3 separate regions of the Homo sapiens genome follow, and all the other regions are linked to region 1. The links are chromatin contacts, found by Hi-C or POLR2A ChIA-PET in ENCODE. All regions are on one chromosome and are shown on one strand. The core of a region is the stretch at or near the end of the contact, and the rest is flanking DNA. Distances in the headings are between cores, read along the strand shown. Region 1 holds the start of SAR1B (secretion associated Ras related GTPase 1B). Region 2 holds the start of TCF7 (transcription factor 7). Region 3 holds the start of MACROH2A1 (macroH2A.1 histone).

Region 1 (4,104 bases), core at 197-2,696:
GGAGGATTCCTTGAGCCCAAGAGATTGAGGCTGCAGTGAGCTATGATAGCACCACTGGACTCCAGCCTGGGAGAAAGAGCAAGACCGTCTATATATATATATAATTTTTAAATTTATTTTTAATTTAATTAATTTATTTATTTTTTGAGACGGAGACAGAGTCTCGCTCTGTCGCCCAGGCTAGAGTGCAATGGTGCAATCTCGGCTCACTGCAACCTCCACCTCCCGGGTTCAAGCAATTCTCCTGCCTCGGCCTACCGAGTAGCTGGCGTTACAGGCACCTGCCATCATGCCTGGGTAATTTTCGTATTTTTGTAGAGATGGGGTTTCACCATGTTGGCCAGGCTGGTCTTGAACTCTAACCTCAGGTGATTCACCCACCTTGACCTCCCAAAGTGCTGAGATTACAGGTGTGAACCACCGCGCCTGGCCAAGACCGTCTATAAAACAACTGAATAACCAGCTGAATAAAAGCTGAATAACCAGCATCCAACACATTATCTGGTACGTAGCTACATTGTGTAAATCACTGGTGAATTCAATAAGCACAAATAACAAAAAAAGAAAAAAAAATGAATTCAATAAGCACGTGTACTTTGAAAATGTATTTTAGGCAGGGCGCGGTGGTGATCCCAGCACTTTGGGAGGCTGAGGCAGGTGGATCACTTATGCTAGGGAGTTTGAGACCAGCCTGGCCAACATGATGAAACCCGGTCTCTACTAAAAATACAAAAATTAGCCGGGCGCAGTGGCTCACGCCTGTAATCCTAGCACTTTGGGAGGCCGAGGCGGGCGGTTCACTTTAGGTCAAGAGTTCGAGACCAGCCTGGCCAACATGGTGAAACCCCGTCTCTACTAAAAATACAAAAATTAGCCGGGCATGGTGGTGCGCGCCTGTGCTCCCAGCTACTCAGGAGGCTGAGGTAGAAGAATCGCTTGAACCCGGGAGGCGGAGGTTACAGTGAGCTGAGATCGCGCCATTGCACTCCAGCCTGGGCGACAAAATCGAGGCTCCGTTTCAAAAAAAAAAAAAATTAGCCGGACAGTGGTGGCGGGTGCCTGTAGTCCCCGCTACTGGGGAGGCTGAGGTAGGAGAATCTCTTGAATCCAGGGGGTGGAGGCTGCAGTGAGCCGAGATCGTGCCACTGCACCCCAGCCTGGGAGACAGAGCGAGACAACGTCTCAAAAAAAAAAAATGCCAAAAGTAATTTCCCCTAGGGAGGCATGGGGTGTTCCTTTCTCGGCACGCAGGCCCCTAAAATCCCTTCGGGCGGGCGGGTGTGGGGAGACCAGGCGGCTGGGAGACCCAGGCGGTGTTAGGGGTTGCGAGCAGCCTCGCTCAACTGGGGAATTGGCGGCAAGACTGCCAGGAGGCGGAACCTAGGGCGCTCGGCGACGCGGTCCTGCGGACTGTCGCTAGTGAGGCACCCGCCGGCCCGGAAGGGGCTGATGCGAACTGGGGCCACGGCAGCCATCGCGCTTTGCAGTTCGGTCTCCTGGTGTACGGCCAACGCCAAGTAGGGGATTGCGTTCCCTCCAGTCGCAGGTGAGTGACAGCCCCTCCTTCTGGGAGGACCGGTGGGCAGCAGCTATGGATCCCCTAGAAGGCGCACTTTTAGGGCCAAGACCTACTCTGAGTCCCTGCCTGTGGCACTGCGTGAAGGGGCGCCTGTTTTTCACCCCGGGGTTAGGCGGCGCGAGGGAGGACAGGTCTCATCCATGCTCCGCGGGGCCGTCTGATAGCCCTCGAGGCAGAACACTGCTGCTGTCAGACGCTTGGTCTTTTCAGGAAAGAACGAGGTGGCTGCAGGCAAGCCCCTTCCTTCCCCTGGGCCTCAGTTTCCTTACCTGGTAAGGTGAAGGTGGCGGGTCTCACTGACAGCTGAAGAGGCTGTGACACGGCCTGGTGTTTTCAGCGCTCCCAATTAGTGTAGAGGCAAATTGAGCTTCCTTACTAGTACTGGTTAACGTTTTCCGTAGCCCAAAGTCCCAGTTAAGTGGAAAAAAGATACACTGTTGAGAAAACTGTACTGATTTTTGTTTTAATTTTTTAAATTTTTGTTGTTGTTTTGAGACAGAGTTTCCCTCTTGTCGCCCAGGCTGGAGTGAAGTGGCACGATCTCGGCTTACTGCAAGCTCCGCCTCCCGGGTTCACGCCATTCTCCTGCCTCAGCCTCCCGAGTAGCTGGGACTACAGGTGCCCGCCACCACGCACCGCTAATTTTTTTGTATTTTTTAGTAGAGATGGGGTTTCACCGTGTTAGCCAGGATGGTCTCTTATCTCCTGACCTCGTGATCCGCCTGCCTCGGCCTCCCAAAGTGCTGGGATTATAGGCGTGAGCCACCGCATCCGGTCTAACTTTTCTATTTTTAGTAGAGATGGGATTTCTCTATGTTGGCCAGTCTGGTCTCCAACTCCTGACCTCAGGTGATCTGCTCGCCTCGGCCTCCCAAAGTGCTGGGATTAAAGGCATGAGCCACCTCAGTGGGCCACTGTACTGATTTTTAAGGTGTTGAAGCTTTTCCAAGAAGATTTGTTTTAAAACAGCTAAAACTTTGACATTGTTAGCTGAAAGAACCAAATTCGTCAGCAATTTAAGGTGTTTGGTACAGTGGACAAAATGAGGTGAAGAAGTCCTTTTAACTTGAAAAATTAAACATAGTATTATTTATTTGTGTGTTCTTACATCAGCCTCTATATTACTAAGTGTCTTTGAAGACGTCCTATATTCCGTGTTAAAGTATCAGTGAAGAGTAGGTCACATTGAAACAATGAAAGAAGGAAAGAAAAGGAACATTTATTGACTACTATGAGTAAGGCACTAGCTGTCATTTTACAGATGACAAATAAATGGTGGTGCCAGTATAGCAAAGCAACATGATTATCTACTATTATACCTTTCAGTAGACTTGTGTCTGTCACCAAAATGTTTTGAACTTAAAAAATGTTAAGATAGTTCATTGGCATTTTCTGAGTTTGTAGAAAAGGAAGGTGTCTTCATTTTAGAAATGTCAGAGATGCACTGTCAGTAATTACAAAGATTAGCAGTTTAAATAAGGTATATTTTAACCTTCCTTTGACTTGCATTATTGTACTGGAATAGAAATTCAAGCAAGAATTAAGAAAAAAGATGAGTCTAACAGAAATGAAAATCAGCCTGGGCAACATAGCAAGACCCAGTCTCTACATTAAAAAAAAAAAAATTTGCTGGGTGCAGGGCCCTGGCTAGCAGGCCAGTAGTCCCAGCTACTCGCTGCTGAGATGGGGGGTTTGCTTGAAGCCAGGTCAAGACTACAGTGACCTGTGATCATGCCACTGCACTCCAGCCTGGGTGAAAGAAAAAGACATTGTTGCTAAAAAAAAAAAAAAAAAAAAAAAAAAAAGAAAAAAAAAGAAATAGAAAAGGAAATGAAAATCATTGCCACATCATTTGAAGCTTACAAGTTGGAATGCTATATTAGTATTTCTTTTCTTTTTTCTTTTTTTTTTTTTTTGAGACGGAGTCTCGCTCTATCGCCCAGGCTGGAGTGCAGTGGCTCCAGGCTGACTGCAACCTCCACCTCCAGGGTTCAAGTGATTCTCCTGCCTCAGCCTCTCAAGTAGCTAGGATTACAGGCATGCACCACCACATCCTGCTGATTTTTGTATTTTTAGTAGAGATGGGGTTTCACCATGTTGGCCAGGCTGGTCTTGAACTCCCGAACTCAAGTGATCTGTCCGGCTTGGCCTCCTAAAGTGCTTGGATTACAGGCGTGAGCCACTGTGTCCTGCTATAGGTGTATTTCTACACTTACTTTTTTTTTTTTTTTTTTTTTTGAGATAGAGTTTCGCTCTTGTTGCCCAGGCTGGAGTGCAATGGCGTGATCTCCAGCTCACTGCAACCTCTGCCTCCTGGGTTCAAGCGATTCTCCTGCCTCAGCCTCCCGAGTAGCTGGGATTACAGGCATACACCACCACACTCAGCTAATCTTGTATTTTTAGTAGAAACAAGATTTTTCCTTTTTGGTCAGGCTGGTCTCGAACTCCCAACCTCAGGTGATCCGCCCCCCTCAGCCTCCCAAAGTGCTGGGATTACAGGCGTGAGCCACCTCCCCCAGCCTTCT
Region 2 (4,176 bases), core at 1,405-3,904, 520 kb after region 1:
TCACACAGGGTGAGTTCTCTGGATGTAGTCACTACATCAGCGGGGGAATGCTGGGGGGCACACCCCCCATCTCACAGACTTGGAAGGAAGTGAACCACCTCATATACCAAGCCACCCCAGAGCAGAAAGTCGGATACAGAGACTACTCGAAAAACATACTCATTTTACAGATAAGGGCCCAAAGGGCAAGGAGCTCATTTCTAGAGCTAGCCATAGAATAGGCTTTCCAGCCTAGGCTTCTGGAAAGAAGCCTATATGTCTTCTCATTCCCACTGGCTTGGCATGCAGCAGCTCTCAGAACCACCCTCTTCACTCCTGGTCTGAAATAGCCTAGCACTTAACTCTCCTCCCTCTGGTGACCCCACTGTAGCCATGCGAGCCTCCAGCCTGCCAGCCCCACCTGCACTGGGCTTACATTCACACCCAACACTCACTTACCACAGTCCTCCAAACCTTCCACGTACCTTCACCCCAACTTGGACCAACTGAGGAGAGTGTGAAACACGAATAGGAATTTCTTTAAAAGCGCAGCTGTACTGCTCCAAAACACTCAGAATAGGCTCTTCACACTTTAGGTCATCTGTACCAATGGGCATGGTTTGTAAAGATCATGAAATCTTTTCAAAGCACTGGGACTTAAAAATATTTAATTCACGAATTAATTAAACTGGTCCCTTCTCAACATCACTGATTTGTAGCACCTTTGCCAACCCTTCCTGGTATGTCTGAGACCAAGCCAGTTTCCTAAGAACCCACTTTCCACACATGGTGTTCAGGGTCCTTCTTTGGCAACGGTACACTCACGCCCGTCAGGACACAGCCGACCGAACACAGCACGTTTCTCCTGCACAACCAGGGGACCTGAACAGATCAGCTTTCCTGCCCATTCCTCCAAGCGCCAAGGAGGCTCAGGGTTTCCTGGGCTAGTTAGAAAGTTAATTGCAAAGCTCTGAGCTCAGATCAGAGCAGCGAGGAGCAAGGGTGGTCTCGGCTCAAAAGTTCTCTAAGAAGACCCCACCCTGGCATCACCCAGCACCAGGACAGAGCCTGCACCTGCTTATGAGCAAGCTGGGAAGACAAAAGCCAAGAGGCAGAGGGCAGGGGGGTGCCCCAGGGCGGCCCCTCCTTCCTTCAGCAAAGTTCTCCTTTTGGTTCAGATCCCACCGGGTGTGTATGGGAGAAAAGACCAGCACAGGAGTCTCGTCTATTTTGTTCCAGGCAGAAGTCTCTTGCCGGTGCCTCACCTACCTGGTCAAGGAGGCTGCAAGCACAGGGCGGCACTGGCTGCGGGGTCCACTTACCAGCGGGGGCTGCGGCTGGGGGTGCTGCCCTGCTCCCGAGGGGGGTGGGTAATGCATGAGCAGATTGAAGGCGGAGTAGACGGTCTCTTTGTACATGCCGCTGGTGCACTCCGGGGCCTTCAGGCCTGGAAAAACCACAGCTGGGTCAGACACACCAGCCCTGGCAGCGGCTGGGACTGAAGGCTGTCTGCTCTTGAGAGAAAAAGAATTGCCAAGGGGTCCCCTGCAAGTTCCTGACTTGGGAAGGAACGGGCTGGGAGTATCGGCAGTGCCAAGTTTTAGGGGAAGGACCTGGAGGGCAGGCCTCCCCGAGGTGGCCCCTACTTGACCTCCCACCCCCCGCCCTCCAACCAAGAAACCTTGGCCAATTCTGTCTCCTGAAGGCGGCGGATTAGTCAGTCACCTGGGCAGGAGGGGAGGCGGGGATGGCGGGGGTCTGTTTACTCCTATAAAGGTCAGGGCACCGGAAGTGACTCGACCCGGCGGCGCCCGGGAAGCCCGCCCCCCACTCTCCACCCCTGGGTTCTGCCGCCTCCTGAGCTGCGGTGGGGGAGGCACCCGGCTCCCCGCGGTCCTTGGCGTCCCCGTCCCACCGAGGCCAGGGCCTGAGCGCGACGAAGGGAAGCCGGGCCGGGCAGAAACTCACCGTCCTCCAGGGGCTCTGGAAGTTTGTCCGGGAAGAGTCTCTGCGCAGCGTGTTCCCGCCCGAGAGCCTGGAGGGAGAACCGGAGGGGAGTGAGGGGCGGTGGGACCGCGGGGGTCGGGGCCGACGCCGGGGCAGGGACGCTCTGCGCGCTGGAGACCCCGAGGGCCGCGCGCAACTGGGGCGGCGCGGCGCGGCGACCGCGGGGGAGGAGCCGGCGCCGGCGGGGGCTCACCTCGGCCTCGCCGCGGGCCCCGGCGCCGGCCCCCGGGACCCCCGGGATCCCTGCGCCGCCGGCCGCGCCCTCGGACTCGTTCACGAGCGACGACTTGAGCTCGGCCAGGTCGCGCTCGGGACCGGCGGCGCTGTCGCGGCTCTTGTCGTCCTGCTCCTCGCCTTCATCCTGGAAGGCCAGCAGCTCGTCCGGCGCGCCGAGGTCGTCGCCGCCGCCCGCGCCGCCCCCGCCGGAGTCCAGCTGCGGCATGGTGCGCTCCGCCCGCCGGGGCGCGGGGCGCTGGGCGCCGGGAGTGCGGGGCGCGGAGCCGGCCCGGGGGGCGGCGAGCCCGGAGTCCGAACCTCCGAGCTCGGATCGCGGCGGGCGGAGCGCGGGCTGACTCCGCCTGGGCGGGCTGCAGGCGCGGGCTAGGGCGCGGGGCAGAGCGGCTCCGCGAGCTGGCGGGTCGGAACATCAAAGGCGCCGCCGGCCGAGTGCCGGGGGCGGGGCGGGCACTGGGGGCGGGCCGGGCCGGGGGCGGGACACAGGTCCGCCCCGCCTCTCCTCTCCCGGGAGAGGCCGGGACGCGCCCACTCGGCATAGCCTTAAAGGGCTCGCTCTTCCGGAGCGCACCCTGAGAGAGACGTCGGACAAGCCTGGGAATGATCACCCTTCTCCCGAAACGCAGAGACTCTAACGGGAACTCCTGACCCCGCTTACTCACCTACAACCAGATATTCCCCCTGCTTTCTGCGCCCAGGTTTCTCCTCCGGCTGTGGAGGGCGGGGGTCCCCTAGGCCCTTGGGACTTGGGCGTGGCTTACCATCGCAGCCGTGGTGTGAACTGTATCGTGCCCAGGCTCCAATGCGCCCTGTGCTTTGAACTGGGGGCTTCCTAGGGCTTGAGGCTGCTTGAGGCTGTGCTCGTACCCCAGGGAACCGGCAGCGTTGGAACTCCGCGGCGCTGTTGCGGCTCTTGCCCCATCCTCCATCCCTGTGCCAATCAGGGACTTCCTTCTAGGCCGCCTGCATACAGTGCGAACATAAGTATACCCCCCTTCGCACATTTATTGAGCTCCTGTTGCGTGCAGAGCTTATACATCACACATCTGTGACGGGCCCCTCAGTCAGGCGACGGCTCCGAGCCGCGAACACAGCCAAGAGCACCGGACCTCAGCCGATCCTCCAAGTCCCAGCCCCTATGACTCTCCCAACTCGGTTCCGTGACTAGAACCTGCAGCCCGGAGACTCGGAACTTTGGGCAGCCACGTGGGCGCGGGATTCCGACATGGGTCGCTCGTCCACAGCAACTCAACCCTAGAAGTCGCATTTAGGGAGCCCATGACTCTGAAGTTGACCCTGGCCTGACTAACCCTCTAACCCTCGCTCGATCCAGGCTGAAACATCTAGATTTGCGGAGCGCGGGAAAGTGCCTGGATTCCAGCGCATCTGTATGGCACCCGGGTCTGCGTCCACGCGGGCCTCCACGGCGCGCTTGGCCTGGCTCAGCCCCTGCATCTACAAAAGACGCCGGTCCTTTGGATCGCGATGCAGTCAACAGCAGCTCCCCTAGCAGGTTTCTGTGCTGGGTTCACTGTAGACGCTCACGCCTCTTCTGAGAGCAGTTGGGATAGAGGGTATTTGGGGGAGGGCCGGGTATTGGACGCCTCTCCCTCTGAGGGCCCCACAGGACCCCTGGCAGCGGTGCAAAGCCGGGCCGGAAGACAGCCGTGCCTCCCTCCGGGTCCAGGCCCAGCGTGGCTGGCTGTGGATCAAAGAGCTAGGCCATGCTTCCCTGTGTTCAGATCCTATCTGTGCCCGCCCAGCCGGGTGTCTCGGACACCAGCCCCCACACCCCCCTCCCCCGCCACCTCCGGGCTAGGGTGCCCACTTTTCCTCCTTTCCCCAGGCTGGGGCTGGGGGGTGGCATGGGCACGAGTGCTCAGCTTGGTGATGGAGATGAGGGGGACCCTGCCCATTAGGTCTCCCCAGCCTCTTCCCAGGGTGGGCTTGCCGCTT
Region 3 (4,262 bases), core at 23-2,522, 770 kb before region 1:
CCTTCTCCGCCTTATTTTTCTCCACCCCATGGAGACCCTCTGACACATTCTCCCGTTTGTCTGTCTTTCCCCCACGAGACTGCAAACTACAGGAGGGCAGAGATTTCTGCCTGTTCTCTTGGCTGTTTCATATCCAGCACCCAAATCGATGTATGACACAAAATACGTTCTCAGTACTTAATCGAATTAACGAATGCATGAATGGCAGGTATTGGACATTGTTTTGCAAACTCTTAAAGTAAGGTGTAAAGCATCCCGGTGAGGTGGAGGTTACTGCCGCTGCGATTCCCGCGCAGCCTGAGGACTGGGGGGTGGGGGTGGGGGTCTCTAATTACCTCCATAATCCCCAGTAGCGGCACTTTAAACTTCACATCAACCCTGAGGGATGTGTATTATTATCCAAATTTAGTTCACAGCTGGATGGAGAAGTGGCTTCCGGCTCCACACTTTGGAGGGAGGGGAGTAGAGGGCAGGCCCCCATTTAAGTACCCGGGATGGGGCACCAATGCCTTCAGGCGGTAAACCAATTTAGGAAGACGTGGCGGGCTTTGTGGCGGCTCCTCCTCTTTCGGCCTGTCCGCAGTTTTTAAAAAACGTGTGTGATGATAAGGAATCACTGTCTACATTAGTAATTCCCAACTTGGGTCCGAAAGTGAACTTTTGCTGAAGCGAAGTAGCTAACCGCTTCCATGTGCAAGGCAGGTTCCAGACTTCGGGGTGAGGAGGATTAACTGAAGGACCCCAGGGGAACCGGGTGCGCAGTAATTGATCTTGGGGCAGACCAGGGCTTGGCGGTGGCCTGTATCTAAAGACAGCGGGGTCTCTGAGGCGGGGCAGGGGGGAGTTGGCATTGACTGGGGAGGGAAGAGCGATCGCTGGTAACAGCCATTGTGCCTTCCCACTGGGTTAGTGGGAAGGTTCCTAAAGATGCCGTGGCAGCGACAGTCCCGTGCTCAGAGCCAGGCACACAGTAGGCGTTCACTCGAGACGCAGAGTCTGGGACGCGCCCTGAAGAAGCTCCTCTCCAGGGGCCTGGCCCTTCCCAAGGACTGGGCTCTGGGCGTCCCCGGGGTCATGGGTCAGACCTCGCGTCCGGGGTGCGGGCTGGTGCCTGGGCGCAGAGCGGCCGGCGTCAACGGGTAGGGCGCGGGCCCGGGGTCAAGGCCGGGGCGCCGGGCGGCACGGGCGCGGAGGCCGGACGCTCGGGGCCGCGAAGGGATGTGACGAGCGGCGCGCTGTGCATTGTGGGAAGCCGGCCGCGAGGACTGGTTCCAGTTCACTCGGCAGCGGCGCCGGGCGGAGGGGGAGAGCGCGGGCCGCGCGGGCGGGAAGCGAAGAGGCGGGCGGGCCAGCGAGGAGCGCGGAGAGAAAAGGCGCGAGCGGCCAGGAGGGCTCAGGCCGAGACACCTTGCAGCTGCCGCCGCCGCCACCGAGCCGCCGCGTAAGTGCCGCGCGGGCCCCCTTGCCGCACTCCCTGTCCCCGCCGCTCGGGTCCGGCCGCGGGTGCCCGGGAGCGGCCCGGCCTGGCGCGCACCGGTGTGGTGCGGGCCGGGCTCGGGCCGCCGGGTTCGGTGTGGCCCACGCCGGGTCCTCGCGCGTGCACTACGTCCTCCCAGGCCTTGTCGGGCCGCGCGGGATTCCCTTTGGTTTTGTTCAAAAAAGAAACCTGGAAACCAACTTCTCTTCGAAACGCATCCCCCTGCCCGCGCCTGGGCGCTTTTGTGGGAAAAAAGCGGTGCTGGCGCCTACCCTGGCGACCCTTCCTGGGGCGGGCTCACGGGCCAGGCCCGAGGCCGCAGGAGGCCCCGCGGCGCTGGCTAGGCAGTCTGGGCCTGGGCACCCGGGAGCTGCTGTGAGCAGAGTTGTACTTGGTGAGGCCCCCGCCGGCCCGCGAGTTGCCGGCCCCGGCACAATAAGTCGGGCCCGAGCCCCGGGGGGCCGAGGTGTAGGCGTCTGGCTCGCTATCTGCAGGGAGGGGAAGGCGGGGGCTACTCGCGGGATTGAAGCCGGGCTGGTGCGGGGGACCGGGTTGGGGAGTGGTCCAAGGATGGGCTGGAGAGGGGCCACGGGAACCCCCGCTGCTCCCGATTGTCTCGGTATCAGCCTTTTGTTTGCTTTGTGGTAGGAAGGGTTTGCTTTTTTTAAAAGGTAACTCCGGAAGGCTGTAGGCTTCCCCGGGTGGAGAAGGCCAGCAGGAAAGAGCCTCGCTGGGGGTGGGGTGGAGTGGGGAGGTGAGTGTGCAGGATGCTGCTGGCAGTGTCACCTGACAACAGGTGTGCGACATGGCGCTCCCTACCCCCACTCCTGCAGGGGCCACAGATCACTCAAGGAGTTGGTCAGTACATTGCTTGAAAGGTTCTTTTAGACAAGATGTTAGGGGAAATGTTTCTGAGTTTCAAAGTGAGAGACTTCTGTACAAACAACTGGGACAAACCTTGAATTCAACAATTACAATGACTATAAAGGCCTTGTAAGATTTTAATGACCCAGTAAACAGCACATAAGAATAGACAATTAGAGGGGGCACTCCTGCTAGCTTCCCTCTTTTCTTCCACCTTTGTGGTTTGAGGTTTTACCGTTAAAGTAGGGGGTAAGGGAAGTGTTTTGTTCCAAAGCTCCCTGCTCCAGGGAGTCGGGCATTTTTTAACAGTCTTAGGTTTGAATGGGAGACTCGAGTTGTAAATTAGGTGGAATTCACCTACTGCAGGCCACCTTTAGGCTACTAGCCTGTTGTCAGAGGTGTTAACTCTGAAATGGACACCTCTTGCCTGCAACTGGAATTAATACCCATTGTACACATTTAACTAGAGTTGGGCAGCAGCATCTCAGTCTTGCACAAGAGACTCTCTGATGAGGATGAGTATGTTTTCAAACTTATTTTTTCTTAAACACAACAAAACTCTTGAAAGACTTCAAATTCTTCCCCCTTCTAGTTTTACAAGGAGAGAGAAATCTTTCCAGTCTGTTCTTTGGCTTCGATCTGTCACCATTGTTAATGCTGATCCCTAGATAAGGCATTAAGAGGGTTGTCTAAATGAAAATTGTTTGAGGCAGGCCTTTAGAAGGAGGCATAATTTAACTCACATTTTATTAAACTTTAAGAATTGTCTGGAACTTCACATGTGACATTCTAGTATACAACCATGCCACTGGTTTAGTTTTTACCAAATGGGCCAGTGTCAGGGAGTGACACATCTCCATCTGATGTTTCTTCTGGTCCCTGAGAGAGGCGAACTTGAGGAGCGCCTCGCATTCCTTCCCCACTGAGAAGCTCAGAGGGCATGTGTTCTGGGACCTGCCTTCAGAGCTAATGCGGCCCCAAGTCACCTAAAGGAGATTTATTTAAATAAAAGCATAAACTGAAAACCTCAAGCCGAAGAACCCAACAAGACTCTATATGTGTTGTTCATCAGAACTGCAACAGCCTCTGGTTTTATTTGAGTGTCCCCAAGGATTTGTGACAGCCTTTTCAGAGCCCCATTCCTAGAACATGGGCTGGGAAGGGGCAGGAGTGATTGGGGCCCAGATCTCTGTGGGTCCTTCCCATATTCTGTAGGTTTAGAGGTCTTTTGGGCCCTGCCTCAGTGCTTACAAGTGAGCCTGAGTGAGTCAACTCTTCATTCCAAAGAGTTGTATAGCTTGTTTGCTTGGACCAAACCTGTCAGGTCAGTGTCTCAGAGTCTTTCCATAAAGATTTCCTGAGAATCAGCTCCTGTTCAGGCACTGGGGACACAGCCGTGATTAAGAAATGCCTAGCCCCTACCTTGGGGGAGCTGACTTTGGGAGAAGGCAGGCAAGTAGCTGTTGTAAAATCAGTGCAAAAGGCCCCACGTAGCCCCCCAGCAGGTACAGTAACCTAGCCAGGAGTGAGCCCTTATCTGGCTTGGAAAGGTCAAGCAGGAGATGGCTGGGCAAAGGAGGGCAGATGGGGACAAGTGTTTGAGGCCTGGGGAACCCCATGTGTGCATCTTAGAAGAAAAGAACAGAGGTCATGTGGGGAACTGCCAGAGGCTCGGGATGGCTGAGTCCTGGTGCGGAGTCAGGTGAGGCTTCAGGGAGGGACAAACAGGACAAATCACAAAGGATTCTGGTCAGACCCACACTTTATCCTAAGAGCAACTGAAGGGTTTTGAGCAGGAGAGAGACAGGATCAGGTGTTCTTTTTATTCTTATTGGGAACACGTCTACTCGGCAAATAATGAGTGGATTCTACATGCTAAGCCTTATCAGAGTCCTGTCCTGTGAAGCCCACACTTTAACTT

The links. A loop is a pair of places that touch in the nucleus more often than their neighbours do. ChIA-PET counts read pairs that join two places held with the same protein, here RNA polymerase II (POLR2A). Pooled maps may share reads with other maps.
Region 2: a loop to region 1 is called in a pooled map, with 2.6 times the contacts of the local background. The contact joins the promoter of TCF7 here to the promoter of SAR1B in region 1. A Hi-C loop is called at or near these places in 8 of 50 pooled maps. POLR2A ChIA-PET finds 5 or more read pairs at or near these places in 2 of 52 experiments (PC-9 and WTC11).
Region 3: a pooled map shows a loop between it and region 1 (6-fold over the local background). The contact joins the promoter of MACROH2A1 here to the promoter of SAR1B in region 1. A Hi-C loop is called at or near these places in 8 of 50 pooled maps. POLR2A ChIA-PET finds 5 or more read pairs at or near these places in 2 of 52 experiments (GM12878 and activated T-cell).

The regions. Positions count from the first base shown.
Region 1 is chr5:134,630,170-134,634,273 of GRCh38, reverse strand. SAR1B (secretion associated Ras related GTPase 1B) reads left to right here and starts at 1,446. Exons shown (of 7, transcript NM_016103.4): 1 at 1,446-1,546. RefSeq lists an enhancer at 995-1,551 and silencers at 1,525-1,574, 1,625-1,734.
Region 2 is chr5:134,113,159-134,117,334 of GRCh38, reverse strand. It overlaps TCF7 (transcription factor 7), which reads right to left and starts at 2,654. Exons shown (of 10, transcript NM_003202.5): 1 at 2,180-2,654; 2 at 1,948-2,014; 3 at 1,302-1,426. The coding sequence starts at 2,428. It also overlaps a transcript of VDAC1 not described here. RefSeq lists a silencer at 2,578-2,697 and an enhancer at 2,788-3,017.
Region 3 is chr5:135,396,241-135,400,502 of GRCh38, reverse strand. MACROH2A1 (macroH2A.1 histone) reads left to right here and starts at 1,272. Exons shown (of 9, transcript NM_138610.3): 1 at 1,272-1,441. RefSeq lists enhancers at 15-520, 521-1,026 and silencers at 927-1,386, 1,397-1,566, 1,877-1,936.